Regions from separate parts of the Mus musculus genome. Here region 2 is linked to region 1. The links are chromatin loops, found by intact Hi-C in ENCODE. Cell type or tissue: heart. All regions are shown on one strand. Links, peaks and the distances in the headings refer to the core of each region. The heading gives the core; the rest is flanking DNA.

The links. Peaks named below come from ENCODE experiments on the same cell type or tissue, not always from the same donor. Only the 100,000 strongest peaks of a DNase experiment are listed, where the experiment ranks them.
Region 2: a loop joins it to region 1, with 4 times the contacts of the local background. A loop is called at or near these places in 2 of 42 quality-filtered maps.

The regions. Positions count from the first base shown.
Region 1 is chr8:88,622,003-88,636,964 of GRCm38, forward strand. Snx20 (sorting nexin 20) reads right to left here and starts at 14,126. Exons shown (of 4, transcript NM_027840.3): 1 at 13,984-14,126; 2 at 9,767-9,905; 3 at 7,912-8,063; 4 at 4,826-5,825. The coding sequence starts at 9,887. The coding sequence ends at 5,157. In heart, for the core only: a CTCF peak has its summit at 5,382; a DNase peak (open chromatin) is centred at 5,449; H3K4me3 peaks cover 1,476 bases; H3K27ac peaks cover 1,020 bases; H3K27me3 peaks cover 3,327 bases.
Region 2 is chr8:88,189,912-88,204,873 of GRCm38, forward strand. Tent4b (terminal nucleotidyltransferase 4B) reads left to right here and starts at 9,971. Exons shown (of 12, transcript NM_001372333.1): 1 at 9,971-10,591. The coding sequence starts at 9,993. In heart, for the core only: no CTCF peak of the experiment used is centred there; DNase peaks (open chromatin) are centred at 7,620, 9,240, 10,310 and 10,990; H3K4me3 peaks cover 2,706 bases; H3K27ac peaks cover 3,179 bases.

The sequences.
Region 1 (14,962 bases), core at 3,375-8,374:
AGAGACCAATGGGAGGGTGCACCAGTTGCAGAAAGATCTATTTGGCTTAATCCTCTGCCAAAAGAAAGCATGCCATAGTAAGAGGTGGTAAGATGTGGCATTTGTGTCAGAGTACAGTGGAACCATGAAAACCAGACTGTCATCATGTTATACACTATAGAGAAATGCTAGTTATGTTCAACTGCGCCTTACAAAGTAGATCGCAGAGCCATATACAGCAGAACTTTCATGTCAAGTCTGCCAGGCGCCCATTCTAGGCTGTATGAGAGAGGTATCTAGAGGTTCTAGGCTGTATATTGTGTGAGAGAGGTATCTAGAGGTTCTAGGCTGTATACTGTGTGAGAGAGGTATCTAGAGGTTCGAGGCTGTATACTGTGTGAGAGAGGTATCCTCTTTGGCTTTCTCAGGAAGGAACAGGTGTGTGCTTTCCTACAGATCCTACAGGCAGAGACCTCGGAAGAAGCCTGCATGAGACAGTCATCTGGAGTTGCAAGGAAAGAGTATGTGATCTCGGAGAGGCTGCAGTCCTCTGGAGAGGAGAGAAGATGAAGCAGAGAGCAGCAGGACTGAGCTGAGCGAATAAGCATGTGTGCCTGTGATCAGATCCAGTATGACCGGCAGCCAGTCCTCTGCTGGGACTGTCAGACAGGAGATTCTTTCCCTGTCAGGTTAACTTGTGGTTTTGCTCCTGTGCCTGAAAGGATGGATCCACATCTCCAAACCCGAGCTCTTCAGCCCCTTTACTTTCATCGAGCCAATCACGAGAGATGGCTTTTATCTGCTGATGCGTGTTGCGTAGATTCTGGCCTGTGCGCTGGCCTTCTGCTTTCCCTCGATCTTCTAGGACCCACCCTGGTTCCTTTGCACCCTTGGAGACTCTGGGCTTCCTCTGAGGACTTCCTCCTCCAGCCACCTGGCTGAGACACATCTTTCTGCTTGCTCTGTGACTGGCTGCCTGTCATGCCAGCACTAGCAAAGGCACTGGTCCTGTCACAGCTGCATTCAGCTCTCAGGTTCCAAAGATATAAAGTGTCTTGGATATTCCTGATGTGAGAAGACGTGTGCATAGGTACCTGGCTAGCAAGTGGGCTGTGTGAGTCTGATAGAGACTGGTATTTATGGAGGAGGAAGTTTTTCCTCTCATTGTGGAGCACGGCTAGCTGGGCCAAGACCTTTCTCAGAGGACACACTGCAGGGTCAATCAGGCTTTGGCCAGCCCAGATCGCTTCTCCCATGATGCTTCACTTCCCATATGATCACTTCATCCCGTGGGTGCTTTTATCTGGAATCAGCTTGAAATCAGGCACCACAACTTGAATACCAGCTCCTAACAGGACGCTGAGGGCCAAGGACATCTGATCAAAGTCAGAGCAAAAACTAAATCTTGCAGACAGTACACAGGGCTGAGACCAGGGCTCAGGAATGAACAGTAGGCAGCAATTTCTACCGCTTGCTTGGGCCAGACAGATGGCTTAGGATAATGTAGGCCAGACCCAGATGGCCTAGGACAGCACTGGCAGGAGGGACCACATGGTGGACACTCCTAGCCACTGAGCAGTGCTTGCTGGTCCCCAGTCTATCATCACAGATGGAGCTCATCCACAGAGGCCAACCTGCCTCGGGGCAAGGCCTGTTGGATGTGTAATGAGGTTGGCAGGTGCCGCTGTGTTTATCCTTAGAGTTGCTTCTAATTAGAGCAAGGGATTCTGATGTTCCACTTGGAAGTTTCTTTTGCAAACAAATTTGCATACTTAAGACAGGCTGCAAGAAGGAAAACAGCACATAGGAGGTGGCAAACCTGAGGGTGACAGTGGGCCAGTGTAGCCCAGCTCTTGTCCAACCGGGACAGAATCAGCAGGGGCAGAGAGTCACAGGAGCATTGGGGAGCATGGTTGGGGACCCACCCCCAATGAAACCTGCAACCTGGAGCCCAGAGGCCAGGCACCCACCTCAACACAGCACCTCCCAAGTCCAGTGAGGTGACCACCAAGTGCATCTAGAATTTGAAAGCAGGATTTTTCCATCTGCCTTGCTTGTTGGAGGATGCCACCATGCTATGGGCATCCAAGTCTCATTCAGACACCATGCAATGCACTTGAGTGGTTTCCCCATCTGTAAATACCCAACCTCTGTCACCTAGCATGGGATCCCATGAGGAAGGTGAGGGCCAAACAGCCTAAGCTTCACCGAGGGCCAAGGACAGCCAATCAAAGCCAGAGTAAAAATAAAATCTCAGAGACAGTCAACGGGGCCGAGACCAGTGCTCAGGAATGAACAGTAGGTAACAAATTCTATGGCTTGCTTGGGCCAGACAGATGGTCTAAGCTGTGACTGAATGGGAGTCATGTGACCCTAGGAAAGTCACCTCAGGGTGTCTGTCCTCAGCTGTAAATGGGATGAGAGTGTGGCCTGGGCAGGGTAGGGCTGGCAGGAACAGGAGAGTAGCCTGGAGCATAGCATCCATGGACGCAGGGTGTAATGGGACTGCCCATCTCCATCCAAAGGGGATACCCCAGGCTTCGGGCCAACTAGCCAGAGCCAGCTCCTGAGCATAGCTATGGGCCTGCATGCTGATGTGTTTGTCTCACTGATGAACACCCGAGAGAAACAAGGAAGAAAGAATTGGGTTTGGCTCAGGGTTTGAGAAGGCCATAGTCTATGTATCTCTTTGGGTGAGGTTGGGCATCTCACTGGGTCCTGTGACCATGGAGGCTGTACGGCATGCCTCTCTCCTGGTACTGCCAGTGTATGGCATTCTGGCTCTATTTCCAGGCTGTGGTGAGGACACGATGGTGTAGGGGGTGTGGTGGAGTAAATCTGCTCCTCTCATTCTCTTCTGTGACCCTCCTTGGGAGCCGGTTTGAGAAAGTAGAGTCCCAGTTGCTACCATTCCTAATGTCCTGTGGAACAAGGACTAAATAAGGCAGGTAAAATGGGGGACTCTGGAAGCCCAGAAGTGGAATGCTGTGTGGGGTCACAGTGGGAGTAGGCTGCCTCTGCAGTGCCGTACTGGGCCTTGAGGAGTCACCTAGAGACTCACGGGTCTCTTCCAGGAATCCACAGAACAAGGTCTTTGACTCCAGCTGCTGGGAAGAGATGCCTGACATGGCAGTTATCACAGGCCAGACCTCTGAGCTATCACAGAGGCCGAACACAGCATGAGCAGCAGACACTACAATGGCTGTAGCTACTGAAAGACCTGGGCAGGTACTGTACAGTACAGTCTTTCAAGCATAGTAGCTATTACCATCTCCATCAGAGCAGCTGAACTCAGAAGCAACAGACCCTCAAGATCCAGCCCTGTCCAAGGACCTTTCCTCATAGAAGTGGGTAGGAAGGGTGGTTAGACCCTCACCCGAGGTTCCAGACACTCTTCCCATGCCTCCCTCCCAGCTGTATGGTATGTACTTCTGCCCAGGCTTGCAGATGGTCTTGTGGTCTCAGAAGGTACCAGAGCATAGACACATGCAGTGTGTCTGAGTCAAGTGAAGGAGGATTCCATCTATTCTGGAGCCACTGCTTTGGGGTCACACACCCTGGAAGTAACCTCTCACCCGTGTTGAGGAAGCTCAATAAATTCATTCATTGGCTCCTCAAACTGAACTTGGGTGGGATCAAACTTTGGTCTCTTGGTGGAGCGCTATGTACTGTGACAGATGTTCGTTCAAATGTCTCCCAAAGGTGCACACTGTAGGAGGGCACCATTAAGAAGATGGGTGCAGGGTCCCAAAGCTGAACTGTTATCAGTCCCTCTTCCAGTAAGCAGGACACATCCTTCCCTGCACAGTATGTGGGACTGGACCTCCCTTCGTCAGGGGCACCGAGGGGAACTCCCCTCCCCCCTCCCCCGAGACGCTGTAGCTCTTCCTGGTGTACACACTGAATATCCCCCAGCATCATATCTGCTCATCCACAAACTCCCCACTCGAGTTTTGAGATGCTGAGCTCGCTTTTTGAATGAGGTCCTTATTTATTTGCTTTACAGCACCAAGGACACCTTCATCGCAGAGCACTTGAGCCCAGCCTCTTTGCTTGAGCCATTTAGACCAAACTGTGCTTCCTCAGCCCTCAGGTGTGGCTGAGTGCTCGTCTGCAGCCCAAATTCTCAGAGGTTTCCAACATCACTGGTGTTTGGAATTGTCCTCAGCTGCAGGGCGTGGCATGTCTAAGACTTGGCCCATTTTCTGTTTCATAGCTGGATACTATGGACCGCATCATTCCTAAAGAACAGGGGCTTATTCAGCACTTGGTTCTGGAAGTCCAAAGTTAAGGGCCTGTGCAGGATAAGAGCCTTCTAAATGGTGGGACTCAAGAGTCCCAAGGCTGAGCAGGGAATCACAAGGCAAGACACAACAGGTAGGCTCCTCGAACGAGGTCACCAGTGCAGTTATATGGTCTCCTCATGCTCTGGTGTAATAATAAGTACTTCCCAAAGGGGCTGCCTGCAGACACCATATTTGGATATAGTAAGTTTCTACCCTCCCCTCCTCGTCTACCACACCTGACTTCCCAGCATCCTTGTAACTTCAAAGAATCATATACTCTCCATCCTGCAGGCTTCCCCTGAAGAGCTTGTTTTACTGAAAGCGTGACACCAAAAGGAGGAACTAGGTCTGTGGGTTAATGGATGCAAATACTTGCAACTGATTGGGGGGTGGGGTACAGGAGCGAAGGGAAGATCTGGGGCTATAGGAGGGGGTAGTCTTTAAGGAAGTGCATTGCATGTTTGTGTAAATTTCTCCTCTGGCTGTCTACAAAAATAGGTGCTTCTTTTTCTTTTTTGGTAGTACTTTAGATTGAAGCAATGGAGTCTCACAAGCACTGTGCCATTAAGTCACATCCTCAGACCTCTTTATTTGGAGCCAGTCTCAGCAAACTTTTTAGGCTGGCCTTGAACACATTCTGTGCGGTAGGCAAGTCCTTCCCATTCCGAGATGGCACGTAAGGTCCATAGTACTTGCAAAGTTTTGATAGCTGAGCTTGTCGGCTTAGGATTTAGAGAACCTGGCACTCAAGGGTCACAAGATGGCTCTTCCAGAGGTCCCAGGAGCCCCTCAAGCCAGGCTTGTCCAAAGCCGTCCAGCAAAGCCCCCAGGCGATGGCGACCCACGACACTGTCTGCGCAGCCTGGATGCCAGGGCACCTGTCGGGCCGCCTCAGGACAGATACTCCCGCACCGTGAGCTCCTTCAGGGTGGCGTCCCTGTGCGTGGGCCTCCGGAGCTGGTTCTCGTCCAGGCGGCTCTGCAGCGCCGCGAAGTCCTTGCCCAGCGCGTAGGCCAGGCGCACCATGGCGTCCAGCAGTGGCGCGTAGTAGCGGTGGTTCTCGCGCGTCCGCAGGCATCGCAGCGCGCGCTCGCCGACTGCGAAGGCCTCGGCCGGCCGCTCGAGGTCGCGCAAGCAGACGAGCGCGGCGCAAAGCGCGGGCACGGCGGCGCTCGGGCAGTGCGCCGTCAGCTTCTCCTGCAGCGGCAGCGCGCGGCCCAGCAGCTCGAGCGCGCGCGCGTACTGGCCGGCGCGCAGGCAGCCGAAGGCCTCGCGCAGCTCGGGCCGCGTGAGGAAGTCGAGGAACTCGCGCGAGCGGCGCACGGCGCGCACGGCGTAAAGCAGCCGCAGGTACTCGCGCAGCTCCCGGCGCCGCTCGCAGATGGTCTCGGCCGACAGGTTCCCGGTCAGGCGCTTCCGCGGGAACGCCACGTCCTCCAGCTCCGGCCCGAAGCGCTTGAGGAGGGCCTTCTGCAGCCTCTCGAAGTCCGAGTAGCGCCGTTCCACCACCGCCTTGTCGCTGTCGAAGCTCCCGGTCTGGATGACCACGACTTGGTACATCTGCAGGCAGACCGGAGAGGATGAGCCTCAGGACAGCCTGAGTGCGCGCCGCACCCGCACCCCCGCGGCTGTGTGCACGCGCACGCGCTCAACCCTGCTGGGGCTGGAACCCAGGGACCGTGCACAAGTCTGGCAAGTGGTCTGCCATTGAGCTATACAGCCTCGCCCCAGGTCATTTGGTTATTTTAAATTTAATTTAATTTTTTTTCCTTTTTAATTACTCACTTTAAATCCCGCTCACCGCCCCCTCCTTGTACCCTCTCCCACAATCCTTTCCCCTCCCCTGTCCCAGGCCATCTGTTTTTGAAATATGAACTAGCCTTGTAGTTTACAGATGGACCCTGATATTCCAGCCTTAGTCTTGCAAATTCTGCGGTTGTAGGCGTGCCCTGCTTGGCAACAGTGTCTCCTTTCCCCCTCTCCCTCTACACACCTGCCCCTGTGCCATTTTTAAAGTCACATTTTGTACGAAGTAATAATATTACCTTTTACATTTTCTTTAAAAAACATTTTTACATGTGTCTGCGGTGTGTGTGTGTGGTTTGTGTAGATCAGAGGACAACTTGTGAGAGTTGGTTCTCATTTTCCAGCATGTGGCTTCTGGGTGTCAAAGTCAGGTGGACAGGCTTGGCAGTAGGTGCTTGTACAGGCTGAGCCATCTGGCTGGCCCTCTGCCATTTTCACGCATACACATAGCATACTTTGAAGTTCATCTCACACTCTCACACACGCGCACACACACACACATACGCGCACACACAGGCACACCTACTCTCCTGCTGTACTATGAGTAAAGGTAGAAAGGCGGTCCCTGGCAAATGTTGGCTCTAGAATAGCAGTGCTTAGATGCACCTTGGAAGAAAAGGCACCGGGAGTTGCTGATGGGGCTGGTGTCTCTCTTGGCTTTTTATCATCAAAAACTGGGGCTCCGTGTCCTAAATTGGGAAGCGTGGGCTGGAGTCAGGAAGGGCCCATCTGGAACACCTGAGCATTTGTTTCAGGCATAACGCATTGGTCTTAGATTGGGAATTTAACCTCCTTGAGCTTCAGTTGTCTCATCTTTAACTTGAGGATGTGTTGGCAATTCTTCTAGGCTCCGTCCAAACAGCTACCTAGTAACAGCTTGTGGGGGCTGCAAGCCAGGTACCAGCCAGGCTATAAGAAGATTTCTTGCACCCCAGCTCCCTTGCTCTCCCCCCTCTTTTTCATTGTCTTTCTCTATGTCTCTCAGTCTCTCTCACTTTCTGTCCTTCTCTGTCCCCCTCCTTTCCCTACCTCTACCCCTTTTCCATATCCCCTTCCCTCAACAAACTTGCTTTTGTATTAGGCCTGTCAAACAGCTGATTGTTCAGGAGACTCCTGAACATGGGCCCACGGAGGTCCTCCCTCCTGCTGCTGCACTGTACCTCCGGTTTATACAACACAACAGGATAGGAATAGTTCCTGTCTTCTGCACGAGGGTTAAATAGCTGAGTGAACTCATTGATTCGAGGGAGAGCTGTACCCAGTACAAGCTGGTAGCTATGGTAACTGTACTGGTCCCAGTAAGGAGGAGTGGTGAGTGGGACCTCACAGGTCCCAGTGAGGTGGGAATACTTGGTATTACTCGTCCATCTTCCTAGAACAGGCCAATCTCACTCAGACGGCACTCCCATTGGGAACTCCCCACAAACCAGGACTAGCAGCTAGAATTAAATAACAGAGCTCAGCTTTCTTTTGGGTTTACTTTTGTAATTGTTTTTTTTTTTTTCTTAATGTCCTGTGAAACTGATCTTTCCCTGACATGTATTTTAAAAGCAAGTCAAATAAAAAGCCAGAAACATATTAACAATTAAAGGAGATTTCAGAATCAGCAGAGAAGGGGTGTGAAGGGGTGCAGATGACTGACACCTGGCATCATGGGAACATGACTCACAGTCCTCGTGGCACCCTACCTTCATGTGGGACCGTGCAACCTCCCTTTCTCTGGAAGACTGTGAGTTAGTGTGCCATATTAGAAGTGGAAAGCTGTGATCTCCCAAGGCCTTCCCCGACCACGCAGGAGGTGACTGATGGGAGGAGCCCCATCATTCTAAGCTCTGCTTACCACAAACTTGGAGACTTTCCTCTCCTCTATGCGGGCTGAGGCGATCTCAAAGAGCAGCCTGACATGTTTCCAGCGGCTCTTCTCCTTCTGCCAGTGTTCCTGGAGTTCCCTTGTGGTCATGCTGGAGTTAGAGCTGGGGCCATCTTGGGCTTCTGGAAAGACATTGCCTTTAAAGAATCTGTATTCTGAAGTGCCCTGCAGGCCAGGGATGGAAGGAGATGACTGGAGGCGTGGGATGGAATGGATATCAGAGTTCTGGAAGAGTTTATCTATCCCTTCCTGCCACCCTCCCTGTGGGGACATCAGCTAGACCCCTGTGAAACTACCTTGTGTATTGACCTCAATCCAACACTCCGACTGCTTCTTATTATTATGAAGTGCACTGTGGGGTAGGATCCAGTCTGTACACATCCGGCCTGCTGATGGACCATTTTGTAATCATGTGCTCCTGCCAAGCAGGGCCCACACCCATGTACTCCCTAGGGCACTGACTTGGGGCCATGGAGCTCCTTAGGGCACATCAGTGTGCAGGGGAAGCCCTGAGGAAGTCGTATTTCAGCCTGAGCCTGGGAGGCTCTGACTACACAAACACTTTATCTCAGGGTGCAGCTGCCTTTCTCGGCTCTGAATTCCTGATTCCTTGTCTGAAAACCAACAGTGGTGTTTTGTTTTGTTTTGTTTTGTTTTGTTTTGTTTTGTTTTGTTTTGTTTTGTTTTGTTTTGTTCTGTTCTGTTCTGTTCTGTTCTGTCTTGTCTTGTCTTGTCTTGTCTTGTCTTGTCTTGTCTTGTCTTGTCTTGTCTTGTCTTGTCTTGTCTTGTCTTGTCTTGTCTTGTCTTGTTTTGTCTTGAGACAGGGTTTCTCTGTTTAGCCTAGCTGTCCTAGAACTTTCTCTGTAGACCGGGCTGGCCTCCAATTCACAGAGATCCGCCTGCCTCTGCCTCCCTAGTACTGGGATTAAAGGCGTGCACCACCACCACCCAGCTCCCCACAGTATTTCCTAAACCTCACTTGAGTCCCACACCTTTCTGAGAATCTGTTTAGATTTTTTTTTCCAACACAATTGCATAAAGGATTGTTCACTTATTGCAAGAGGCACAGGCCTGGAACGTCCTTATCTTGTACCACCTGACACTCATGTCACTCCCCTGCCTCACCCCATTTTGATACTGGAGTGAGTGCTTCCCATTTTGTTCCAGTAGACTTTTCCTGGCACATCTACAATTCTTTTTCACCAATGTCTCTCTTCTGAGCTTGGAGGCCAGGAAAGTGATCAGTCTACTTGTCATGCATGGCACACCCCAGGCTTCAGCAGATCCATCTTAAATGAGTGTAAAGAGAGATGATTCCAGGAGATGGCACTATAGCAGATACTGTCAGTGCCAGGCCACACCCCCTGGCAGCCACTGTTCTGGAAAATGCCATTGGCTTCTAAGGAAAGCACCTATAACTCAGGACCCTAGGGCCTTTCTAGGACTACAGCAACATGGCCAGGTGTCTCCCTTAGCACTTGCAGAAAGAAAGGGATGTTGGACAATCTTTGGCTTCTTTGTCCTTGGATGCACAACTCAGGTATGTTCTTTACACTTTCCCATGAGCCCCCATCCAGCCTGAGTCACAGTCACCTACCCTAGTCATGTGATCACCCACCCCCTATACAGGAGGCTGCTCTTGTTCCCAATCTGCTCTGTCTCCGAGGATCATCTCCCACGTAATGAGCATGCACCAAATCCTTGTGCTTAGGTTAAGGTGACCCCAGTTAAGACAGCTGCCTGGCTACCTCCGTACAACCACTGAAGTGCTTCAAATGTCTGCTAATGCCCACCTCCCTCACAGAACACAAACCCTCCAGTTTACCTTCTGGTCCTGGACATGGGAGGTCTGGGCCTGGGGGCAATACTTCCTGTCTGGTCCTTGTTCTGCATTGGTTTATGGGTCCTCTCCAGCCAGGGCTCCCAGGATGCTCTGGACTTGCCATGCTCCAAGGCTACCTGAGCTACAAGAGAGAAGAGAGCCAGCTCACACTGGGGCTCCTGCAGGAATGCTAAGGATTCCATGCTGGCAGGCAGGGAGGAATGACAATGATGCCTTGCTGTGTCCCCTGTTACCCACCCAGCCAGATCAAACCTAGCCCTCTCCTGTAATGGACAGACAGATCCTGAGTTATGGTTGTGCTCCATGCAGTATACAGTTGCTCTGGATTTCACAGGAAATACTGTCAAGTGACAGCACCATCATTAGAGATGACCTGGGTGAAGCGTACTGGCTAGTCCAGATAAATGTCCCACCACTCAGCTTTATATTACAGTGCACCCCTCTCCATCTATCTACCTTTAAGCAAATATTTAATATGCCCAGTTCATCTCATCTGGCGCCTCATACTTCATTTTTTAAAGAACACCCACAAAACTTTGGCATTACTGCCAGATAACAGGTAAGGAAGCAGGTCTAGCCTGAGGTCTCACCATTGGTACAGAGGAGCAAGGGAGAACTGCGTCTAAGATGTGCAGGCCAGGGATGCCTCTTTGCATGTTCCCAATGTGACCACCCTCCCCTGCAGGGACTCTTTCTATTCTCACTTTGTGGTAAGGAACTGAGAGCTGCCTGCCAGCCAGGGCTGGGGTTGGGGCAGGGACACAAGCCCAAATTGGCCGACTACAGAATCTGCTCTGATCGGAAGCGGGCAGCAGGCAGGCAGCAGGCCAGCAGGCTTCTGGAGTCCAGTCTGTACACAGAAGTAAATGGATGCCTTGATAACTGTCAGTTTACCCTCCTCTGTGCCTCAGAGTCTTATAAAATGGGTACAATATCAGAATTACCTTCACAGGCTGGTATGAGGATTACCATAGGCCTACCCCATACAGCTTGGACTCGGGGCTCTTCACACAACAGGGACTGCACAGTCCTCTCTGTTACTAGGATCTGACATGCATTAGGTGTTTGAGGAATACAAATGAAATAAATAACTCTAGAAGGGTGTGCTTTTTACAGATAGCTGCACATTAGGAGACGAGAAATAAGACATTCTCTCAGAGGAACAAACGGCTGGACACTGTCTTGGGCACATGTGTTAGGTTTTCTGACAGAATTCCAGGCATCAACAGCTGAAGGCTTTATTATGTTCATTTTCAGGTTTCAGCTCATGGAGGCGGGGAGGACATGGGCAGAGCACAGCAGCTCACCTCCAGGTGGCGGGGAAGCAAAGAGGAAAGAGGAAGGGAAGAGGAGGGGGACCGGAGAGAACATGCCTGCATTTATAGAGGCATTTCCCTTGTTTCCCTTGTTTTTAACGTGTGTGTGTGTGTGTGTGTGTGTGTGTGTGTGTGTGTGTGTGTGTGTGTGTGTGTGTGTGCACGCATGCATGCTCGCTCATGCCTGTGCATGTCCCTCAGCTCATGAAGAGTATGGAGGTCATATGACAGCTGCAGGAGTACATTCCTTCCTTCTACCACACAGGTCACGGGGCTGCAACTCAGGTCATGAGGCTCAGTGGCAAATGGCTTTACCTGCAAAGCCAGCTCACTGAACCACACTTTCCTCTTTCCTCCAAGCCTTTGGCATGGTACTATCCACATTCAGGGTGGGTCTTCCCCTTAACTTAGTCATCTGCGGAAACAGCGCACAGACGCACACAGAGGTCGACTTCTCTCGGCTCCCAGGGTATTGTAAGTCCAGTTAAGTTGGCAAGATTAAGCATCATAGCACAGGAACCAAGAGGAAGTGCAATGATGTCATCACATCCTCTCTTTGAGTTAGTCTGGCCTAGGGGAGGCTTTAGCCTGTGCCTCAGGGGCTGTTCTTCATATGGCAGGTGGAAGGGACTATTTTCTGAGTGGCATCTAATCAGCGGTTCATTAAGTATCATCAGAAACCCTCCATCAGGCCTCACAGTGACAGGAGGTGGGTAAACTGAGGCACAGAACAGGGTCCCGGCTGGACCAGTGCTGTATATGCTTGGGTACTCAATAGCTTGTGTGACCTGCTAACCTCTCAGCCTCGTGGAGGAGTCAGGAGGCATGACCCCCATTCTGACTGATTGCAGCCCCTGGGCACGTCATTTATTATCTTCTGTTTTCCATCTCTCCCTTTCCTTTTTTGGGAAGGGTGGCTATAAGCCTTATCACACTGTTAAGTGTTGATGGGATGGGTCCCTCATGTTCTGCTAAGTTCTCAACCTCCCAATGCTGTGACCCTTTGATACAATACCTCAAGTCGTGGTGACTCCCCAACCCTAAAATTATTTTGATGTTACTTCACAACTGTCATTTTGCTACTGTTAGGAATTCTAATATAAATATCTGATATTTAGGATATCTGACTGTGACCCCTATGGGGGGGGGTCACAACCCATAGGTTGAGAACCACTGTGCTAAGTGCTAAAGCAAGATAGTAGGTAGTCCATAGGCTGTCATATTTAACAGGGGGTTTTATTTGTTTGCTTGCTTTTGTTTTTTGAGATAGTGCTTCACTATGTAGCCCAAGCTGCCCGGAAGTCATAATCTTCCTGTCTTTGCCTCCCTAGGGCTGGGACTACAGGTATGCCAAGGGGGCCTATTTTACCGAATGGAGATGTAGTGTTTCCTATGGGCACTCTGTACTCTCCCTATGATTTTGTCTGTGAAGTGAGTGGTGGCTTGTGGAACTGGCCCTAGTGGTCCAGGCCTTTCCAGATCTGCAGGGAACTTCTTCCATGGGGCTTCGGAAGACCGCAGAAATGTGCCCGTGCTGCGTGCTCTGGTAAACCATTCAAAAACTGGCATGAAACCGAGGCTTAGAATAAAACTCAAAGCCACAACCAAAGCTGTTCCTGTCCTCTTACAGGACAGGCTGGGAGTGACCCATTTAAAGACAAGTAGATAAAGATGATATGTTGACAGTTTCCCAAACACATCCAAGCCTCAGTTTCCCCCTGTGGGCAATTGATCCTTTTGCTAAGCTCCTTGGTTTTTTGTTTTTTTAGTTTTTTGAGACAGAGTTTCTCTGTATAGCCCTGGCTGTCCTGGAACTCACTCTGTAGACCAGGCTGGCCTCGAACTCAGAAATCTGCCTGCCTCTGCCTCCCAAGTGCTGGGATCAAAGGCCTGCGCCACTACGCCCAGCTGCTAAGCTCCTTGGGGACAGAGGGTTCTGAGGGCTGCCTTATCACTCCACACCCTCAGTGGGAAAGATTTCTAGCCATCAGAACAAAGCACTGCAGATGTTGGGACTGGACTTGGCCCAGAGGACAGAGCAGAGTCGCAGGCTCCCACCCCTCCACCCCTTACTATCTTCTGTGCATGACAATCTTCATTTTCCGGGAGCCTTGGCTCTTGTTCCCCACTTCAAGGGGCCCTGCCCTCTTCAGTCCTCCTCCTTCATACACAGGGCCACTTGTAGAGCCGAGGCCACCTTTCTCGGGGGCAGGGGGAAGGTTGTGGGGGGTGGCTAATGAAAATCTGGTAGAATATAGTAAAAGCCCTTGCCCATAAGACAGAAGAACTGAGAGGCACCCATTCAAAGAGGAGGAGGAAGGAAGGAAAGGAAGGACAGGGAGCGGCAGCCCTGGCTGCGGGAGTTTGAGTTTAAGTCTCCTTTCTTTGTAGGGCAGCCTCCTCAGGTCTCCATTGAAGGGCCAGCCAAGGCTCCACCTGCCCTGAGCACCATGGGACCCCTGGGTGCTTCTCTGTGGAGCTTGCCGCTGGAAGCGCTCTCAGTTGGGTGTGCACATCAGAATCCCCACTGGGACTGGGGAGAGGAAGTGTTAGGAGCTCTAAGGCAAGCAGGCTGCCTACCCCACAACACCCAGACAGAGCTGGGGTGGGCTCCGGATTCTTACTCGGCTACAGGGTCCACCCTTTGAGAAATACAAGCCTGGACTTGTTCCCAGGAACAGGACCAGTGCCTGGCATTGCAAAAGGAGTCAGGCTTAGAGGTTGGAGGTGGGTTTGGCCCCAGTTTCTAAGGACAGCCCATACTCTCACCACCCTTGGTCCCTCCTAACCAGTACCCAGGGAGTTCCTAGAGGGCCTCTCAAGGACATCACTGGGTCTCAGGGCGCAGAAGCCAGCTACGCTTGGGGTCAAACACTGACTGACCTGGGATCTTCAGGCTTTGTGGGTTCGGGGTCCAGGAGAGTCACATGCCCCAGTCCGATCTCTTTTTGCAAGGTCCAACTAGATGGCTGAATGTCTGCCGCAATCCTGAGTTCTCCTTTTGAAAACAGGAAATGGGCTGAGTGATCTCCTTCAGGGGCCCCAGCTTATTGGTTGCTGAAAGATGTACATTGAACCTCCTAGACAAATATCTGCAGTACATCATACAGGCCACGTGGGTCAAGGCCACCAACAGGAGGACAGTTTAACTTCACAGCAGCTTTAAGCAGCTTGATACGTATTAGACACCCGAACGATAGCTGGCATTTGGAGAATTCATTTCAAAGTCCTTTGTTTTAGTCCTTTTCTGTGGCAATGACAGAAGACGATAAACTGAAGGAAAAAAAATCACACACACGAAAGTTTATTTAGTTTATAGCTCTGGATCCGGAACATGCAAGAGCACACTGGTAGTGTCTGTGAGGGCTGTCCTGCCGCATGTGACATGCCATGGTAGGAGGTGGACAGACAAGAGAAAGCTTACCTTATGCACCCCAGTTTCACAGTTACAGCATAAATCCCTTTATGAAGACTGTCCTTATGACAGTCAACTCTCAGAAGACCCTACCTCCCAAACCCATTATGTTAGGGATCTCAGTCTAACATGAGGATTTGGGGATACATTCTTTTAATAGTTATTATCCTAGCTATGAGCTAGGCATAATGGGGCCCTTCGTGTTCTGTTGACAAGCTGGAGAACTGAGGTTTGGTGCATGGAGCTGGTGGGATGCGGAGCCAGTGCCTGACACAGAAAGGTCATGGGATAGGCTAGGGTACGGCCCAGGTGGACATCTTGCACTCCCCTGGCTGTGAATGAGCCAGGCTGTACCTTCTCTACCCTTGGCATGGCTAATACTTCTTGAAGCCATTCTACAGTGTGGGCAGGGGTGTCACCTCATAGCTTACAACACTGGGTCCCACA
Region 2 (14,962 bases), core at 6,128-11,127, 430 kb before region 1:
CCCGTGTCCATCTTTTCTTCACTCTCTCGCAGTCCCAGACAAGAAATGCCCAGAGCTGTGCAGAACATGGCAGTCCCTCATATTTCACTTCTAAGAACAACACGGTCGACCAGCCGATACCGTATGTCTGTGTGAGTCCAACATTCTGATGGATGTCTTCACTGTGTTCTCCTGGGGAAGCCTCTTCCCCTTCACCCTGGTGGTCAAGCATCCAACCTGCCACCTGGGTAGGAGGGGGGAATTCAGCTGCATTTGCACATCATTGGGATTCTCAGTTCAGTGATGACAGCCCCTGTTTAGAGGCTCTGGTCTACAGTGAAGAGCAAATAGAGTCCTTCAAGGATGCTGCTGGGCTGTTCCCATAGATTTATCCCTTTTAGGGCATACTCCTTGGTGCCCTTACAGAAATCCCATGTTGGGCCAACATTCCAATCTCTCTAGGCTTTGTGGCTGGTGCTTTCCTTTACAGTTAAACCGAGGCATGGCTTTTTTTAAAGCTTGCTCCAACTGGGTCTCATTTTGGTCCACGTTTAAGCCCCCCACGCAAACTGTAACAACTATAGGCAGAATGGGGTTGAAGGGCAGACATGGGTGGCAGAGAACTTTTCTAGTAATTGTAAGGTTCTGGATCCAATGTCTAATACATCTGTACATACATTCATGCATGCCTACAAAGAAAGAGGAAGAGGAGAGCCAGGTGTGGTGGCACACGCCTTTAATCCCAGCACTTCGGAGGCAGGGACAGGCGGATTTCTGAATTGGAGGCCAGCCTGGTCTACAGGGTGAGTTCCAGGACAGCCAGAGCTATACAGAGAAACCCTGTCTCAATCCCCCCCCCCCCAATTTTTTTTTAAATAAGAAAGAGGAAGAGGAGGAAGAAAGGAAGGGGAAGGAAGGCAGCAGAATTCCTGTGTAGTGAGCTGTGTCACTACGTTCCACTTTGTGTTCCTTCTGGTTTAACAATCTCAGTATCTCGTCACACTCGCTGTTCTGTTTCTGCCTATGTACGGCTTACTAGTAAGCTTACGCATTTGTTGTTGGTTGGTTAATTGGTTTTGTCTTTCTTTTATGTTTTTTGGAGACAGGGTTTCTCTGTGTAGCCCTGGCTGTCCTGGAACTCACTCTGTAGACCAGGCTAGTCTTGAACTCAGAGATCTGCTTGACTCTGCCTCCCAAATGCTGGGATTAAAGGCGTGTACCACCACTGCCCGGATTCTTTTTTTTTTTTTAATTGCCACACCTATTCATGGTTCATATGTTGTACTGCACCTTTAAGTGTCCTGCCGGAATTTCAGTCTAGTTAAAGGCCTAGGAGCAAAGAGGGAGAGTGGATTTAGTCCTGAGGAGGATGGACAGGATTCTGCCCGGGATCTGACTCAAGGGAGGCCATTCCAGGGTCTCTCAGCAGTTCTCAGTTACTTGTCTGAGCTGCGGTTCATGAAGTGAGTAGACAGACCACTAGGGCTGGAGGACCAATTCTATTTTGAATGGAGAGTCCTTTAACAAATTAGACTCGTCAGGGTATAAGGCTCAGGGTTGCTGCTCGAGATGTTCCCACATTCCAAATAACTGCATTTTTTCCTTTCCTAGTCGGTGACCTTACTTTAACAGTAGACACGCTTGGAGGCTGGAAATTCAGTTTGCCTCACAATCCAGCCAGTCCCAAGATTTTCATTAGTCTCAGCCTACACCTACAGGAGGAGGTAAATCGCCTTCAGGGCACACACAGAAGCCTGTAGGCCAGCGCTTCTCATCCTGCGGGTCAGGTTGGCTTCGCCAAGTTGGACTTTGGAGGTATCTGTATTTTGGTCTGCTGTGTGATCCCCATCTGGGGTGAGTAGATGTGAGTGTTGTGCCTCCCCAGGAATAGTTTTGTCAAACAACAGCAGCCCTTTAATGTGCTTTGTCCCATCAGATTAGCAGTGACCAGCTAACTTAATTACATTCATTAGGATTCTGATTGCTTTTGTGTGTATGTGTATGTGTGTGCACAGTATAGTCATATGTATGTGTGAGAAGAGAAGTTATAGGAGAAAGTAGGGTTTCCCTGCTCTATTATTCTTCGTCTCATTCCTTGAAATAGGGCATTTCACTGAACCTGAAGTGTTGCTGGCAGACAGCAAGTCTCAGGGTTCCTTCTGACTTTTTTTTTTTTTAAAGATTTATTTAGGGGCTGGAGAGATGGCTCAGCAGTTAAAAGCACCAACTGCTCTTCCAGAGGTCCAGAGTTCAAATCCCAGCAACCACATGGTGGCTCACAACCATCTGTAATGAGATCTGATGCCCTCTTCTGGTGTGCATGAAGATAGAGACCGTGTACTCATATACATTAAATAAATAAATTAAAAAAAAAGATTTATTTATTTATATGTAAGTACACTGTAGCTGTCTTCAGACACTCCAGAAGAGGGAGTCAGATCTCGTTACGGATGGATGGTTGTGAGCCACCATGTGGTTGCTGGGATTTAAACTCTGGACCTTTGGAAGAGCAGTCAGGTGCTCTTACCCACTGAGCCATCTCACCAGTCCCCTGGCTTTTTTTTAGACATGTTTTAGCCATGTTTTCCCAGAAGGAAGCAACATTTTATTTTATTTTTTTATTTTATTTTACTTTATTTTATTTTATTTTTCAAGACAGTGTTTCTCTGTATAACTCTGGCTGTCCTGGAACTCACTCTGTAGACCAGGCTGGCCTCAAACTCAGAAATCTGCCTGCCTCTGCCTCCCAAGTGCTGGGATTAAAGGGGTGCGCCTCCACTGCCTGGCTCCCAACATTAAAAAAAAAAAGGCTTATTTTATGTCACTGTCTTCAGATTCTCCAGAAGAGGACATCAGATCCATTACAGATGATTGTGAGCCACCATGTGGTTGCTGGGAATTGAACTCAAAATGCCTGGAAGGGGCAATAAGCGCTCTTAACTACTGTGCCATCTCTCCAGCCCTGATCCTCTTGTCTTAATATTCCCTTCAGTCTCCCAGGTCAGGGCGTACAGGTGTGTATGCCACCTCCAGCCTTTTAAAATGGGTTCTGGACATTTGAACTGTTCTCATGCCTGAACAGCTCGTAGTTTTACCCGTTGAGCCATCTCTCCAGCTCCATGCCAAACTTTTGGCAGTACCATATACACTCAGCTTCATATTTCCTTTCCTGTCTTTCCCCTTCCCTCCCCCACCTCTTTAAGAGGGTCTCCTATTGCCCAAAGTGCCCTTGAATGTCCTATGAAGCTGAGGGTGGTCCTGAACATCTGGCTCTCCTGGGTGCCACGATGGAAGGGATCAGTTTTGGCTCAGGACCTCCAAGACCAAGCAAATTCCCAGCACAAAAGAGATTTATTTGCCTCAGACAGAGTGACAAAGGACAGGGAGTAAGAGAAAATTCAGGAGATAGAGGATGAGGAAGAAAGGGAAAGGGAACAAGGGGTGGGGCATTTGACCCGAGTAGGGCAAAGAACTGACTCTGGTTAGAGAGGAGATAGCCGTGGCCCATCGTAAACGGTGGTTTATAAAGGTAACAGGGGAAACCCTGGATTAGGATGAGGTGTTTAATTTTAATTGGACAAGCTTAATTAAGTGAGCCGAAGGGGGCTTTTGGTTGCTGAACTTCAACACTTTGATAGCTGGACTTTGGTAGTCAGCCTCAGGAAGAGTAGCTGGCCAAAAAAGGGGACACACCTGGGGAGGGGGTTACCTTTAGATGGCTTTCAGCACAGCAAAGAGAAAGAGGGAAGGACAAGGCCTGCCAGAGCCACGTTTGCCATGCTCGGGCCAGCTAGAGTCCCTGCAAGGTGTGCAAGAAGTGCCACCATGGCTGTTTTATGTGTTGCTAAACATTATTACCCCAGGGCCTCATGCCTCCTGGGCAGGGCTGATCCACCAGAGCTTCAGCTCCAGACCGTCATCGTTTTTTGTTTCTGAGATAAAGTTTCTTAACCCCACTCACTGTCCTGGAACTCACTTTGTAGATCAGGCTGGCCTCAAGCACACAAAGATCTGCTTGTCTCTGCCTCCTGAGCTCGGGATTAAAGGCATGTGCCACTACTGCCTGGCTCTTCTTCTTCTTCTTTTTTTACAATTATTTATTATTATTTTATGTGCATTGCTGTTTTACCTGTACGTATGTCTGTGTGAGGGCATCATATCTTGGAGTTACAGAGAACTGTGAGCTGCCATGTAGGTGCTGGGAATTGAATCTGGGTCCTCTGAAAGAGCAGTCAGTGTTCTTAGCCACTGAGCCACCTCTCCAAGCCCCCATCTTTTTTTTTTTTTTATGTAGTTGATTAACAATGTCCAATGTAGATATTTTTATTTTATTTTATGTGCATTGGTGTTTTACCTGTATGTATGTCTTGGAGTTACAGGCAGTTGTGAGCTGCCACGCAGGTTTTGGAAAATAAACCCAGGTTCTCTGAAAGAGTACTCAATGCTCTTAACCGCTGAGCCATCTCTCCAGCCCTTTGTTTGTTTGTTTGTTTGTTTGTTTTTAATATTTATAGCTGGATCACTCTGCGGGCCCCTAGAACTCTCTTTGCTCCTCGACCAGGGTTTCTTGACCTGTGTTGTGACTCTAGGGGTCACTTAAAACCATTGAAAACACAGATATTTACATTATAATTCATAACAGCAGCAAAATTATAGTTATGAAGTGGCAAAGGAAATAATTGTATGGGTGTGTGTGGGGGTCACCACAACACGAGGAACTGTATTAAAGGGTCACAGCATTGGGAAGTCTGAGAAGCACTAAACTAGACATGGAGTTGTTAGCATGTTTATATCTAATCAGATTACAAAACCAATTTCATCTGTAACATTGCATTCATGTGACAAAATTTGATAAAAGATTCAGCTTTCAAGGAGGAAAGATTTCTTTTGGTCCATAGTTTTGGAGGGGTCAGTTCATTGCTTGTTGGCCAAATGCTTGTGAGCCTGTCACGGGGCAGTACATCACATATCAGACATACAGCTGAACAAAATTGTCTGACTCCTTGGCCGCTGGGAAACAGAAGCAAGGCAGAGACACAAGGACAGAAGCCCATTACAGTTTGAATGCCACATACCCCTCACAGGCTTATGGGTTTGAACATTTACTAGATCTCCAGACAGTGATAGTGTTTGGGCAGGGCAGGCTATGAAACCTTTGAGACACGGGACCTAGCTAGTATAGATCCCTAGTATAGGTCACTGGGACCTAGCTAGTATAGATCCCTAGTATAGGTCACTGGGACCTAGCTAGTGTAGGTGGGTTACTAGGCATGGGCTTTGAGGTTTGTGTGGTCTGGTTCTAGCCTGCTTATCCTCTGCCTCCTGGCTCACCTGTGACATGACCACCCACCTCAGGTTCCCACTGAGCAAGACTGAGCTGTCTCTGTCACCACACCTTTCTCACCATCATGTGCTGGACCTTCTGAAGCCCAGAACCTAAAAAACCCTTCCTCCCTTAATGTGCTTCATTCAGGTGTCTTGTCAAAATGAATACACTGCCTATATCCTCTTTGAGGGCATGTCCCCATTTACCCAACTTCTTCTAAATAGGCTCTACATTTAAAGGGTTCTATCACTAATACCAGAGATCACTGTGTGTACTCTGTATTCTGTATTCTGTTCCTCTAGGGCCATTTTAAGGACCAAAGTCTGTATTGTGGTTTTCCAGAAAGACAGAAACATTATATACATACATACATACATACATACATACATACATACATACATACATATGTACATACATACATACATACATGTATATGTATGTGTGCATACATATATGTGCATATATATGTGTATATATATATGCATATATATGAATGTACATACACACAAGTATACATATACGTGTTTGTTTGATTGGTTTGGTTTTTCTGTTTTTTTTGTTTGTTTGTTTGTTCTGTTTTGTTTTTTCGAGACAGGGTTTCTCTGTATAGCCCTGGCTGTCTTGGAACTCACTTTGTAGACCAGGCTGGCTTCAAACTCAGAAATCCGCCTGCCTCTGCCTCCCAAGTGCTAGGATTAAAGGCATGTGCCACCATTGCCTGGCCATATACGTGTTTGTATACACACATACACATCTTTATTGCATTTAAAGGAAATGGTTCATAGGCTTAGAATTGTTGAAAAACTTGATGCTCTTCAATCTGCACCCTGGTGGTCCAGGAAAGCCAATGGTGCATCACTATGAACTGGAGGGCTAAAGGCCTCAGGTCCCAGTTGAGGGCATAAGTCTGATGTTCCAGCAGGAGCAACTAGGCACAGAGAGGGACTCTCTTTTCCCTTAGCTTATTATTTTTTTCCTATTCAGGCACTCAGTCGATGGCTGGTGAGACTGGGTGAGGTCTACTCACACTGCTCATCTCATTCACAGTCCCTGTCAGCCAGAGAGGAGTAATTTAATCATATACCGCCATAGATTTAGTCATAATGACAATTATTATGGGCCAGGTGGTGGCGGCACATGCCTTTAATCCCAGCACTCGGGAGGCAGAGGCAGGAGGATTTCTGAGTTCGAGGCCAGCCTGGTCTACAAAGTGAGTTCCAGGACAGCCAGAGCTAGACAGAGAAACCCTGTCTCGAAAAACCAAAAAAAAAAAAAAAAAAAAAAAAAAAAAGAAAAGAAAAGAAAAAGAGACAGAGCCTCTGACCAGGGCCTGGTGCCAAGAAGCCTAGGTTGACCTTGCTGTGCCTTATACAGGTTTTTTCTTTTCTTTTCTTTTCCTTTCTTTTCTTTCTTTTTTCTTTCTTTTTTCTTTCTTTCTTTCTTTCTTTCTTTCTTTCTTTCTTTCTTTCTTTTTTTTTTTTTTTCGAGACAGGGTTTCTCTGTATAGTCCTGGCTGTCCTGGAACTCACTTTGTAGACCAGGCTGGCCTTGAACTCAGATCCACCTGCCTCTGCCTGTTGAGTGTTAGGATTAAAGAAGTGTGCCTCTACTGCCTGACTATTCCTTTTTTTGTTTTGTTTTGTTTTGTTTTGTTTTGTTTTGCTTTGTTTTGTTTTAATGTGGGTGTTTAAGTCTTCATGCTTACATGGGAGGCACTTTACCTAACAAGCTATCTCTGGGTCAGATGATTTTTTTAAGGAATCTTTGAGAATATATACTCTAAGTGTCTATGCCACACATTCAATATTTAATTAAATCACTTTATTATTTTGTACACAAATCAGATTTCTACCTCAGGACCTTTGGACTTACTACTCCATCAAAGAAATCATTCTGTAAATGATCACGGCTTCGTCTCTTACCTAAGTCCTTCCTCAAATAACACTACCTCAGAGCAGCCTTCCCTGCTTAGCTCATCTAAAAATAGGATTCCTTTAGCCTGCTTTTTCCCCTTAGCACTGACCAGAGTGGGATTATATGCTTGCTTCACTCACTGGACACAAGGTCCATGAAGGCATGGACCTTATCAACATTGTTCTTTGCTGTATCCTCAGAACCTGGTATATAATTGCCTCTTGACATATTTGTTGAATTAATTGAATGGATTGAGTTTGAATATTTACCTCTCTTTGCCTCCTCATTCAGGCAGTAAATTCACGGAAAGCTGCCAAATACCCTGGTTGATTAACTTCTCTAAGGTCACTTTAACTTAGCTCTGTGTGGAGGATAGATAGCTCAGGATCTGCTGACAGCTTGAAGGAGTGGCTAAGTTACAGGCAGGACTGGGCCGACTGGGCAGGGTTGGGCAGCCAGCATTCCTTGCTGCTGCATGATATCCCTGAGGGTGGTAGCTCACCCACATTTGATTTGATTTTATTTTTGTTTTTGATTTTTGGGTTTTTTTTTTTTGTTTGTTTGGGGGGGGACGGGACAACAGGGTTTCTCTGTATAGCCCTGGCTGTCCTGGAAATCACTCTGTAGACCAGGCTGGCTTTGAACTCAGAAATCTGCTTGTCTCTGCCTCCCAAATGCTGGGACTAAAGGCATGCGCTACCATGCCCGGCTTACATTTGAATTTATAAAGTACTTTTACAATTTTTTATTTTTATGTACATTAGAGTTTTGCTTGCATGTAAGTCTGTGTTGTGTGTCAGATCCCCTGGAACTGGACAGTTGTGAGTTGCCATGTGAGTGCCGGGATTTGAACTTGGGTCCCCTGGAAGAGCAGCCAGTACTCTTAGAGGCTTTAAAGGTTGAGCCATCTCCAGCTCCTATAAAGTGCTCTTGTATATCATCTTATTTGATCATTTTTGCTAGCCTCTAGTAGTTCTTCACATTTGCTGAAAGAAAAAAAAATAGCTCACATACAACAAATAACTTTTGTTAAGGTACTATTGTAATGGAAAAAAAATTAAATATACAAAAATGTAAAAAAATACCAATGGCAGTGACTTATAACATGACATTTGCAGAAAAGTGCAAAATAACTGAATGTCTTGTATTTTGACATGTATTGTACAGAGACTTGGGGAAGAAATGGAAACATTTAATAGTGTGTCTTCACTTTCATGTGTGTGTGTGTGTGTGTGTGTGTGTGTGTGTCCCCGTCCGGAAAAGGAGGGCTTGAGTCTCAAGTTGTTATGTAGCTATGGATGGCCATGAATCGGAGATTCTCCTTTCCTGCTGAGGGTCTGGCACCAACCTCAGGGCATTTCGTGTGCTAAGCAAGCACTCTAATAGAGTTACAATTAGCTCAGCCAGTGGTCATTGTATTCTTTTTTTTTTTTTCCCCCTAAGAAAAAACGTAGAGCAATGATTCATTCTGTGACAAACAGATTTTTAATCCTTTGCAAAATAAGTAAATAAACAAAACCAATCACCACCACCCCAAACTTTCCAGGATATTGAACTGGGCACAGAGCCAAAACTCAAGTGTCAGTCAGGGACTCGGTTCTGGAATTTGCAGCGAGCTTGAAGCATGCGCACAGTAAGTGTTCTAGTCTTCTGGATAATGTTAATTACTGACAACCACCCCCTGCCCCCTTTTTGGTTATTTTTCGCGCCAGAAGAAAGCTACACAAATGGGCATTCTATGAAAAACGATCATTAACCGCAACGGTAGTGTGATTTTAGGTTTAAAAGGCTTCGAGTATTCTTAGTTATGAAAGTTGAGGGGCTTTGAGCTCGTAAGTGCACCTTGGAACAGCCGCGCTGTGTGGCCCTCCAGCCGGGCAGCGGTGCCAGCACTCGCGACCCAGAGGCCGCTGAGACCGCTCCGGAACCGAGATGCGCGTGCAGCCGCGTGCTAACCCGGCCCTTGAGCGGAAGCCCGCCCTTCTCGTGCTCGCGCGGCGCGCGGCCAGGAGCCCCGGGGCCGCGCCGGGACCGAGGGGCGGAGCCGGCGGTCCGGAGCGGGGTGGGCGGCGCAAACCAGTCACTTTCCGCGGAGTCGGCAGCCGCCTCGTGTGCCTCGGCGGCGCTTGAGCGGCAACAGAGTCCTGCGGCGGCGCGCGCGTCCGAGGTGCCCGGAGGCCCAGGTACGTGCGACCCCAGCTAAGCTAGCGCGGGACGGTTGACCAGGCGGTTGCGGCCCCGCTGCCTGCAGCCTGCCGCGGCCTCTGTGACGCGCGGTGCGGCCTCGGGGAACCCGCGGACGGCTGGCAGCAGGGACGGGGCGGGGCGAGCGCGGCGGCGGGGCAGGCGGAGCGGAGCGAGGGGCGGAGCCGGCGGAGGCCCCGCCCCGGGGCCGAGCAGCACGGACGCTACGGAGCAGGCGCGTCCCGCTGCCGCCGCCGCTGCCGCCGCCGCCGCCGCTGCTGCTGCCGCCGCCGCCACCACCGCCGCCGCCGCTCGCCCTTCTCGGGATCCGCCGCCGCCATTTGCACGGGAACCCCGGTGACAGGGGCTCGGCGGAGGGGCGGAGGGAGGGGGGAGGGCCTGCGAGCCCCGAGGGCGGGAGCGACGCCGCCGGCGCCGGCCAGGCTCCCTGCGCTACCGCGCCGCCCGTGGCGGAACCCGGGTGGCAGCGGCGGCGGCGGCCGAGGGCGGGCGTGCGCCTGAGGCAGCGGCGGCGGCGGCGGCCCTGCGGGCGGCCGGGAGGGGCGGGGGCAGCGGCCGCCGCCGTTTGATGGATCCGAGGATCGCCTGGTTCCAGCCAGAGCAGCTCGGACCGTCCAATAGTCTGTGGATGCAGATCTGGGAGACGACCCAGGGGCTGAGGAACCTCTACTTCAACCACCACTGTCACAGCAGCGGCGCGAGCAGCGCGAGCGGCGGGAGCGGCAGCGGCCCCGGCAGCCCCGGCGGCACGGCCCCGGCCCCGGCCGGCATGTTCCGCTCGGGGGAGCGCCCACTGGGCGGCCTCGCCGTGCCCGCGGAGCAGCGGGACTTCCTGCCCCTGGAGACGACCAACAACAACAACAATCACCACCAGCCGGCGGCCTGGGCACGGCGGGCATCGGCGGGCCCCTCGGCGTCGCCGGTCCCATCGGCTCCCTCGTCCCCGCGACCGGCGGCCGCACTCCCCGCCTCCGAGTCTACCGACCCGGCCTCGGGCAGCAGCAACAAGAGGAAACGTGACAACAAGGCCAGCACCTACGGACTCAACTACAGCCTGCTGCAGCCCAGCGGAGGGCGCGCGGCCGGAGGCGGACGGGCGGACGGCGGCGGGGGCGTGTACAGCGGGACCCCGTGGAAGCGACGGAACTACAACCAGGGAGTCGTGGGGTGAGTGCTGGCGTCGTGGCCTGCGTCTTGGAGGGTCGGCACACCCGCACAGCGGGGAACACGCCCACAGGCGGGAGGGGGGGATGATGGGTGGGGGATGGGGAGCCCCAGTGGGGCCTCCAGAGCATCGGTGGCCATTCATTCCTTCATAGCTTGACCAGTCTCGGTGGACCTTTCTTTGGAATTCCTTTGGAAAAAGTGGAGCTATCCTCTCCTTTTCGTAGTCATCTCTACCTTCCTCCTCTCCTAACTGTCCACACCTTCCCGATGCATTCTTGCTTGTCCTTCTCCTGGATCTTTCTATGCTCTAGAATTCAGCCTGCCCTCTGATCCCTTTCTGTCCTCCACACCTTGCTCCCCACCACCACACCCCAAGATGAAGCCCCTTAGCATCGGGCTAGTTAACTTCCTGAGAACGTTTCTGCCTTAGCGTCTTTAGATGTTAGGACCAGGAGGTGCTCTTCTTGCCAAGAATAGAAACATCCAGAATGCTCCTTCCCCTCCCCCAGTCCACGACGAAAATCTCCTCAGCCCTGAAAGACACTGCCTGCTCTTGATCCTTTGGCCCATCTTTTATATTTACTTAAGGAAAAAAAAAAAAAAAGCCAGTGTTTGCCATGTCTGTCGTGAGCAGAAAGCACTGAGTGACAGCTAGCTTGAAGTTGTCATAGATGGTGAGCTTTTCTGAGCCCTGACAGAACTTTGCAGGAGTTCATGGTCGGCAGCTTCTCACTGTGAGGTTGTCACTGTGGCAGAGGTAGCAGTGGTTTTCATTTAGGGGTGCTGGTGTTAGTGTGTGAATGTTGCACCACCGGTGACTTTGTGTTTAAAGTTCAGCTCTTACAAAATGGAATCTTACCTGAGCCCTAGTGAATTATGTACATAAGCTGGGAATGTTTCCAGCCTGCTTTTCCTTTGGGAAGAGCCCCTGTGTTGGCTGGATTAGGTTACTGAGTCTTTTCTTCTCGTTCTTTTTTTTTCCCTTTTCATAAACTTATGCTTTTGGATTTTGGTGTAGTGTGTGTGTGAGAAGTGTAGAGTGTGGTTTGTGTAGCTCCAGTATGGAAAACCAGCTCTGAAGGTTTTTGAGGGCAGTTTCTCGTTTTCAGGTACTGATCTGTAGTTAGGCCTCAGGAAATCAATCAGTAATCCCGTGTGAACTTTCTTAGACTCACCCAGTCAGCTCTGCCCTGGTTTTGGCAAGGAGAGATAGTTGTGTGTACCTTTTTGAAGGTTTGGTAAAATGAGTTGGTGGGTTCCATCTGCTGTAGTGGGCTGGTGTCTGCTCAGTACACTACTATTACAACTCCCACCTTTTATGGAAAAATGCAGTCATGTGGTTCAGGAGTGATGCTGGGGAATGCCTCATAGCTGCCCTCGTTTTCCAGAGGAGATCCTTCCTGGCTCAGGCATTTTTGCCAGCTTCAAGGGCGCTCTCCATGGTCATCACCTTACATTAAAGATTTGTGGTTCCATCCTGTTAGCCTTCCCATGGCAAACATAAACCTGTGGTTTAGTGGCAACAACTTAATGCTGAGGGTTCTGGTGGTCTTGTCTTCCTCGAGTGAGCTCTGCTTAGGTAATCACTGTCAAATAATACCTGGAAGGTCCCTAGCTGCATTTCACTGATGCCTCTGGTCTGTTTCTAGAAAAGATATGCTATAAATCCAAAGTGCTGGCTGCCCCTTAATCCTGAAAAAGTTCCCACGCAGAAGCTTCGGATACTGCCTTGCCCTCAGAAGGATCAGGGAGGAATGTTCACTTCCCTGAGGGATTACTGCTTAAAAACTGATTGTAAACTTGCTAAGCGGCTTATCACTCCATCAGACTTGTATTCTTACCCTGAAGAAGACGGCAGCAGTTAGGAGTGGCCCTCCTAGTGTGAGAGATGCAGTGAATAGTTCCTAAGGTTTGTTAAGAGACTCTGGGTTTTCAGTGATTCCATTCCTTTCCGATCTTCGTGGTCCAGTTTCTTAGCTTTTAAGGGAGTTTAGTTATTAAAATTTTCATTTACTTATTGTGTGTGTGTGTATATGCATGTGTTCACATGCATGTGTGCACATATGTGCCAAAGTAAGCGAGTGGAAGTAACAGGACAGCATATTGGGAGTTGGCATTCTTCTTCAGGGTCTTGTAGATTGAACTCAGTTCACCAGTGCTTGATGGCAAACAGCTTTTTCTGATGAGCCATCTTGCCAGCCTAGTTTTGCTTTTTTTTGTTTTTGTTTTTGTTTTTGTTTTTGTTTTTGTTTTTAAGAGACAGGGTTTCTCTGTGTAGCCCTGGCTGTCCTGGAACTCACTGACTGGCCTTGAACTCAGAAATCTGCCTGCCTCTGCCTCCCCAAGAGCTGGGATTAAAGGTGTGCGCCACCACCGCCTGACAGTTTTGCTATTTTAGTTACAGGTATTTAAACAGTAGGACTTCTGAGTGTACCTCAGTATGGTGCTATTCATTATGTGACAGAACTTTCCCTGGGGAGACATAACATACATGTCTACTCACTTTAGATAGGGAACTCAAAACAGACTTAAGTGTGAATACCATAAAAGCCAAAACTTGGTGAAATCTGACTTTTTGGGGGGTTACTTAAAGGAATATGGGTGAAAGGTTACTTAAAGGAGCCAGAAATGACTCAGACATCTGCATCACCAAAGCCTATCCAGCTCTCAAAGCTAGGGACCTGGAGCACATGGCACAGACCGCAGGCAGCTAAATAGGTAGACAGTGTCCTTTCTAGGTGCCTCAGTTTGTCTAAAACTCCTCCAGGTTTTTTCTGCTTCCAGGTATCCAGCTGGTCCCTGAGTTGTCATTGCAGCTGAGCTCTGCTCTTCTGAGTGGGTCTCTCAGCTTTGTTTGTTTGTTTGTTTGTTTGTTTACTTTTGCATGGAGTGGCACAGTGAATCTGGTTAGTTTCAGGGATATCCAAGCTGTTTTGAGTTGTTTACCTCCCTGTTTAAGGAGCTTCTTTGTAGAATAAAGATTTCAGTCTCAGAATACAGCACTGTTCAGAGGTCCAGCACTGTTCGGACATTAAATGTAGTGTGACTCTTAGCAGTATCTCCCACGTCCTGAGGTTTAACTGGTACCCTGCTGGTAGAAGAACAAATTCTCGTGCCTGCATTCTTGAGTGGACTCTCCAGGTAGGGACTCAGGACATGGCAGTAGAACTCTGTCCTTTATGCCTTTGGGCTAGTGGCTGACAAACTCCTGAGTTTTCATTAAGAGTTTGAAGCCAACTCTTAAAGGTGTCCAGGCTCTTGAGTCTTTTGGTTTCCCCTAACATGCTTCATGTTCTTGCAAGTGCAAGATCCTGTTTAACCCTCTTTATGTACGTATCCCCTTGTATTCACTGGATAGACACTCTCAGTAGCCCAGTGGGGCATCACTTGTATGGTACCTTAGGTTTCATCTCTAGTAATCCCACAAAAGGGGAAAAAGGTGGAAGAGGAGGAGGAGGAGGAAGATGAAGAAGAAAGGAAGGAAGGAAAGAAACAAATATTTGGATTTCATCCTAAAGTCTCTCTCTCTCTCTCTCTCCCTCTCTCTCTCTTTTTTAAATGAAATTACTCTGGATTTAGTTACTGTCTCTCAACCTTTGCCCCCTGAAGCCGTAAACCCAAGTCTAGAGAGGGTATTTGCATTGTCTGTTATTTATTTCAGAGATTCAATCCAGGGCCTTGTGTATGTTATAAAAGGACCTCTGACCAATGGGCTATTTTCTCTTGTGCTTTTTCCTTTTTTTACTGTTTGAGACAGAGTCTCAGTAAGTTACCCAGGCTTGAACATACTCTGTAGCCCAGGTGGGTTTTGATACTATGATCTTCCTGGATCAGTCTCCTGAATGGCAGGAATAACACCGGACCCACCAGGCCCAGCTTGCTTGCTTGCTTGCTTCCTTCCTTCCTTCCTTCCTTCCTTCCTTCCTTTATTTATTTATTTATACAACTGTTTTCATGTACCCTTTTGCTAGGGCTGGCTGTGTTGAAGGATGCTGTCCGCCAGCACTTTCTTGTCCGTAGAAATGAGCCAGATGCCCTTTTCTTGGAGGTTTAGCAGTATTTGTGGTAGAGAAGGAAGGATACATAGAGCTACAAGCATGGGAACTTAGTGAATCGGAGCCCTCACTCCTGACCTGGTTTTGAGAAACTTCTGTGGAAGGTGCCTGATACTTTCCAACCTCCTGAGGATGAGACACTGTGGCTGCCCTGAGAGGTCTCTGTTTGTCAAGGCTAAATGACTTTAACAATATAGATATCAAAGAGACTTGGGAAATAACCTCACTTTTGGATATTTGGGTTGCTCTAGGAATTGGACCTGGGCTCCCACATTTGTGCTAGAGAGTGAAGCTGTACCCCAGCCCCCTGAAAACA